2 separate regions of the Homo sapiens genome follow, and region 1 is linked to region 2. The links are chromatin contacts, found by Hi-C or POLR2A ChIA-PET in ENCODE. All regions are on one chromosome and are shown on one strand. The core of a region is the stretch at or near the end of the contact, and the rest is flanking DNA. Distances in the headings are between cores, read along the strand shown.

The links. A loop is a pair of places that touch in the nucleus more often than their neighbours do. ChIA-PET counts read pairs that join two places held with the same protein, here RNA polymerase II (POLR2A). Pooled maps may share reads with other maps.
Region 1: a loop to region 2 is called in a map with no recorded cell type, with 2.2 times the contacts of the local background. The contact joins two enhancer-like sites. A Hi-C loop is called at or near these places in 13 of 37 single-sample maps with no recorded cell type and 4 of 50 pooled maps. POLR2A ChIA-PET finds 5 or more read pairs at or near these places in 1 of 52 experiments (OCI-LY7).

Annotation. Positions count from the first base shown.
Region 1 is chr5:158,675,781-158,678,480 of GRCh38, forward strand. No RefSeq gene overlaps it. Among named protein-coding and RNA genes, the nearest start is that of LINC02227, 270 kb to the left of the region's middle. RefSeq lists an enhancer at 1,582-1,631. Within about 2 kb of position 1,296, at least 3 of the 41 ENCODE cell types and tissues checked have a DNase peak (open chromatin) inside an H3K27ac peak, as active enhancers do.
Region 2 is chr5:158,552,786-158,555,511 of GRCh38, forward strand. No RefSeq gene overlaps it. Among named protein-coding and RNA genes, the nearest start is that of LINC02227, 140 kb to the left of the region's middle. Within about 2 kb of position 1,292, at least 7 of the 41 ENCODE cell types and tissues checked have a DNase peak (open chromatin) inside an H3K27ac peak, as active enhancers do.

The sequences.
Region 1 (2,700 bases), core at 46-2,545, 120 kb after region 2:
TGAGGGATCCCTGCAGCGAGTTGCAGCACCTCTAATTCACTTCATAATGAAGCAGCTTGTTGTGGTGTTTTGTGTCCATTACAATCTTTTATTGCTGGGTGTGCAAGGGCTAAGTTTTCTTTTGACTTTCTTTGTCTACATGGGAGTTTGCAACTGTAACAAAGTAACAAAGGAGTCCCAGCAAGCTTGTCTCAACACGAGCTAAAGAATTAATATGCAATAAAGACTCTGATGTCTGGTGGTACTGGAGTCATTCTCACTAATCTAGGATTCTGGCTATTTCAGAGTCACCATGACTATTACCTATGGATTATCACTCTTCCAAGGCAGAGACAACTGTAATTTCTGGTAAAATTAGATTAAATAATTGCACCTTTTATAGTCCAGAACATGCTTCAAGAGTTTATGAGGCTTCAAGGTCCTTTTTGCCACCATCAATTTTGAGTTTACCACAGATGTACAGAAATTGTCAAGAGAGAGTTTTTACTAGTAGGATATTGAGTGATAGAGATTTGCAATATGCAATTTTTCTAAAGGTATCTGATTCTTTAAAATCACTGGTCCATTTTGTTTGGGGGAAGGGCAATGATTAAGATAGAGCGAAAAGACAGATTTTCTGATTTTTCACAAGAGTATAAACATGATTACAGTTTCAAGGCCTTTGCTTTGCCTTATTGGGTCACGTTCATAAAGGTAGTTATTTTACCTGATAAATTTGGAGGTACTCCTATCTTCTGAAGGTAAAAAACAAACAAACAAAAAAAAACAACGCAGTCATCTTTCTGGAAGAAGAGTACATGTTTAAGGAAATACCTGAGATCCTCTGGAAGAAGCCCACACTGGGCAGCTCTTAAAAGTTAGACCTTAGATGACTTGACTCTTTCTAGAAACTGCACTTTCTCAACCATTGACAGAAACCTGGAGACCACTTCCCCACTCTTTGGGTGCAACTCCAGCAAAGCTCACTGTGCCTGGGTCTCTCAATGGGCATTCTAGGCTATGCTGGCTGTCAGAAATGGCTCGCAGAAAGTGGGGGGCGTGATTAGCTTTAAATGAAGTTCTAAGCCACTGGTACATGAAATGAAACTTTTTTTTTCTCTCTCTCTCTCTTCTTCCCCTTCTTTAACCTGAGCTGCTGATGTAAGTGGCTCTAATTTACTTTCCCCGAGAAAACAAAGCAAAATAAAACAGGGAAAGGCAAAGAAGATCCGTTTGCGAAGTGTAGTGCTTCTGCTCCTGATAAAAGGGAGCCATTTGCTGCTTTCATGGTGTCAGTATTAATTTCCAAGCAGTCAAAGTCACCGCTAATTTATTTACAGAACAATCTCCTTGCCCAGGAGCTGGGCTGGTGAGGCAGTGGTTTCCAGCCTCCAGCTTTGTTTGTTGACAGGCTGATTTCCCACAAGGCCGTTTCCACCTGTGTTTCTGTTGTTTTTAGTACGTGTCTCCCTTTCTTCTCCCCCGCCACCGCCTCCCCAATGGCTGTTGAAGGCCCTTCTCATCTCCGGTCTCTCTCATCCCCTTCCTCCCTCCTGCCCCAAGGACTCCTGGCAGGCCTTTGCAGTCACGCTGCACTTAGAGTCTCTGCCGGTAAAGTCCCAGGGGGCGCTGCATTTCTTTCTTTCTTTTTCTCCCCCCTTTTTTTGTTTCAAGGACAAGATTCAAAAGAGCCTGCTCCACACAGGTTGTAAGGTGCACCTTCAGATCTGTCTTCAAATAGGGGCTGAGCAATTTGAATATTTGTGCTCCTGGAAATCAGTCTGTAAAATCGTCTCCCAACGCCCATTAAATTCTGCAAAATTGCTAAGCTTTGAGAACTTCATGGTGGGGTCCAATCTGGGGCCCTGGCACCTCACTGCCAAAGCACGCATCCCCAAAGATACTTATAATGGAAATGACGGAGTGGCTGATTTGGCCCTAGCTTCTTGCATATCAAAGGCAGGAGGGCGGGAGGGAAGCATCCATAGAGCAGTCAGGATGCACCCCGCATGCCAGGTAATATATTGAGATGTTTAAAGCACACTGCTCGGCATGCACATGTGTCTGTCTCTCTGCTATTTTATACATTATCTGCAGGGCGGCAGGTACAAGGATAAGGCATGCTTTGAAGTCAGTGGCAGTGCCACCTGGGCATGGAGTGGGAAATAGGCATTATATAGCCTTTTTTCATATGACATATTTGCTATCTCCATGAGGAATACTTTGAGACCAGAAAAGAGATCACTGCGGCTATATAACCCACACCAAATCTTGCCACATTGGACCTATGATGTATTTACTGATTTTAAAAATACCAGAGGTATAATCTTGCCCAGAAAATGTGCCTCCACCCTAACTCCTCAGCCTCTTCATAGTATGTACAAATTGTTTTTCTGCATATTTTTTTTAACAAATGTTGTCTGTCTAGATTCAGAGATTTTTATTAGTGTGTTTGTGTTTAAAGGTGCTGGGTTAAAAATACCCCCTCATCGCCAAAGGAAGGCGAAGGGGGACAAAAAAAAAAAAAAAACACAGAGCTTTGTCCACTTGGAATTGGAGGGTAATCTGGAAAATTATAAAGAACTACAAGCCTGGCAAAGAGAATTTTGTTCTTTTCAGTGGTTGAAAAGAAGAGTAAAAAGGGTAAGACATGGCCTGTGGTTTCCATCCATCAGTAATGATACAATTAAACTGAAATAAGTTAACTTGGTTAACAGAATC
Region 2 (2,726 bases), core at 42-2,541:
TTAGAGGCAGGGCTCAAACCCAGATCCAGGACTAGCTAACTCCGGGCTCTGTGCCTCCTACCATTATTCTACACTGGACTCCCCATAAGTTTCCCTGTGGCATTAGTTATGTTTCCCATGCCCTTTGAGTACAGCAGTGCTGGGCATACGGTAAGCATGCAATAATTACTTATTTCCTCATTCATGTATTTAAAAATATGTATCAAAACTTACTATATGCTAGGCACCATGACAGGTGATAGGGATTCAATGGTGATGTAAGACTGGTGGACTTAAATTAATTTTTTAAAGGCATCATGGGATTTTGTATCGGCTATCTCTGTATCTAGAAGATGTCAGACTCATGGAAGTTTTGTCCATTTTATTCCCTTTGCTTATCCATTCTTTCTTGTTTACAGAAAGACTTAATTTTCTGTCTCATATCTCTGTCCTTCTTGCCCCACTATTTTTCCCCCTTCTCCAAAAATCCCAGCCCCAAAAACAGTCTACATATTGTGAAAAAGATTTCTCAAACCACAAGGGTGATGTAACTTTAGGCCTGTGTTTTCTCTCTCACACACACAAAATATTGGATATGAGTGAGATTTTAAAAAATTGGTTTTTAAATGTGATGAAAAGAGTGTCCTTTTCACCAGAACAAAACAACCCTTAATGCTGAAGCCTCCTTCCCGATATGGTTGGCTTCCAAATATGAAGAAATCTGTGCATTGGGCCACAGGCTCCAGACAAAGTCTGAGGACAAAGGAAACCTGTGGACTGGAAAGATCATCGATGTTTAGAATGAACTGGAGGCTCCCTCCAGGTTTTGGAGACTGTGGTTAAAGACATGGCCTATATTTCAATGGGCAGCAGCCCAGCAAGGCTCGTTTGTAATCCAGCTGATACGACAGGGTTTTTGCCATGGGAAGTGTTTGCATTTGAGCATTTCTCAGCCAGTCACTAGCCATCAATTACTTAGGAGTCAGATCTTGGCCAGAGGCCCCCGTTCCACAAAGTATGTCATTCTGTATTCACAGAAATGGAGTTTACAGTCCTGCCGCTAAATTAAAACTGGTGCTTCCAAATTAAAAGCAGACAGGACAGATGTGCAGGGAAGAAACGGAGACTCACATCTTTTGTGAATCAGCTAATCCTTGTGCCAGAACTTGAAATCAGCTTTTCCTGTAGAGGCCTCGACTACACCACACCTATGTAAGCTGCATTAAATGAGGTGGAATTAACATTTTACCAGATATTTCCTCTGCTCTGCCATCTGGACAAGGATAAAGAGCTCGGTGAAGCCCAGAATCCCAAAAACTGTGCAACATGAGAACATGGGGCCAGCACCTGAGGGTGGCCACATCTAGCCTGTCCCCTCATTGAGCAATATGAAGTCATGTAGGACACCAGAGGGTGGATGAAAAGCATGTGAACCAAGTATGCTGCTTCTAACGATTAACGGTTCAAGCACAATCTCAAAACTCCAGTGTCTGCACTCCTCTAGGGAAAATGATAAAAAATACGATTTTCACTATTCTGCCTGCTCCGTTAATCACCTCATGATATAAATATTAGCTTTATTTTATAGGGCATTTATGATATTAAATTTGAAAACCTCAAATATGATCTGGCAAATTCATGCTTAAAAACCTTCAGTGGCTTCTCATAGCCCTCACGATTAAGAGCAGCTTCCTTGATTGGGTCACTAAAGCCTGCAGGGTCTGGTTTCCACCTCATGTAACACTACTTCTCTCCTCTACTCTGTGCTGCAGACACATTGACTTTCTTTCCATTTCTCCTGCACACCATATTCTCTTCCACTTCAAGTTGTTCCTTCTGCTGCAAAGCTTTTCCAGCCATCCTCTTTTATAACCTCATTATTAAGAAAAAAATTCACATACACACAATTCACCCACTTAAAGTGGACTATTCAGTGGTTTCAAGCATATTCATAGAGTGGTGCAAGCATCATTACATCTATTTCAAAACGTTTTTATCACCCTTTAAAAAACCCTTTTACCTATAAGCTTTCACTTTCCATTTTCCCTCAACCCTAGGAAATCATTAATCTACTTTGCATCTCTCTTCTGTCTCCTATTGCAGACATTCAAACAAATAGGATTATCCAATATGTCGTATTTTGTTTATGACTTCTTTTACTTATCATAATGTTTTCAAGGTTCATCCATGTTGTACCGTGGATCAGTGTTTTTTTCTTAGTCATCACGTAATATCCTATTGTATGGATATACCACATTTAGTTTATCCATTCACAAGTTGATGGACATTTGAGTTACTTTCATTTTTTGACTATTATGAACAATGCCGCTATGGGCATTCATGTACAAGCTTTTGTATGGATGTATGTGTTTATTTATCTTGGGTTTATACCTAAAGATAGAACTGCTAGGTGATAAGGAAACTATGTTTAACATGTTGAGGCAACCACCATAATTTTAACTAATGTTAACTACCACTCATGCTTTGAGTTTCAACTGAAATGTAACTTCCTCACAAATGCATCCCTGTCCCTTCCACTTCCTCCTAAGGTCTCCTGCTAAATGTCTCTCATACATACTGTACCTTTTCTTCATTGTCTTAGCCTAGTTGGTTGGTATGTATTTAGGTACATAATGATTTTATATATGTCTGTCTCTCCTCTTAGACTATAAGTTAGATGGCCCTTTAGCTCATGGCTATATCCCCAAAACTCTTACTAAGGCACTGTGTCAGCCAGTCTTCAAAAT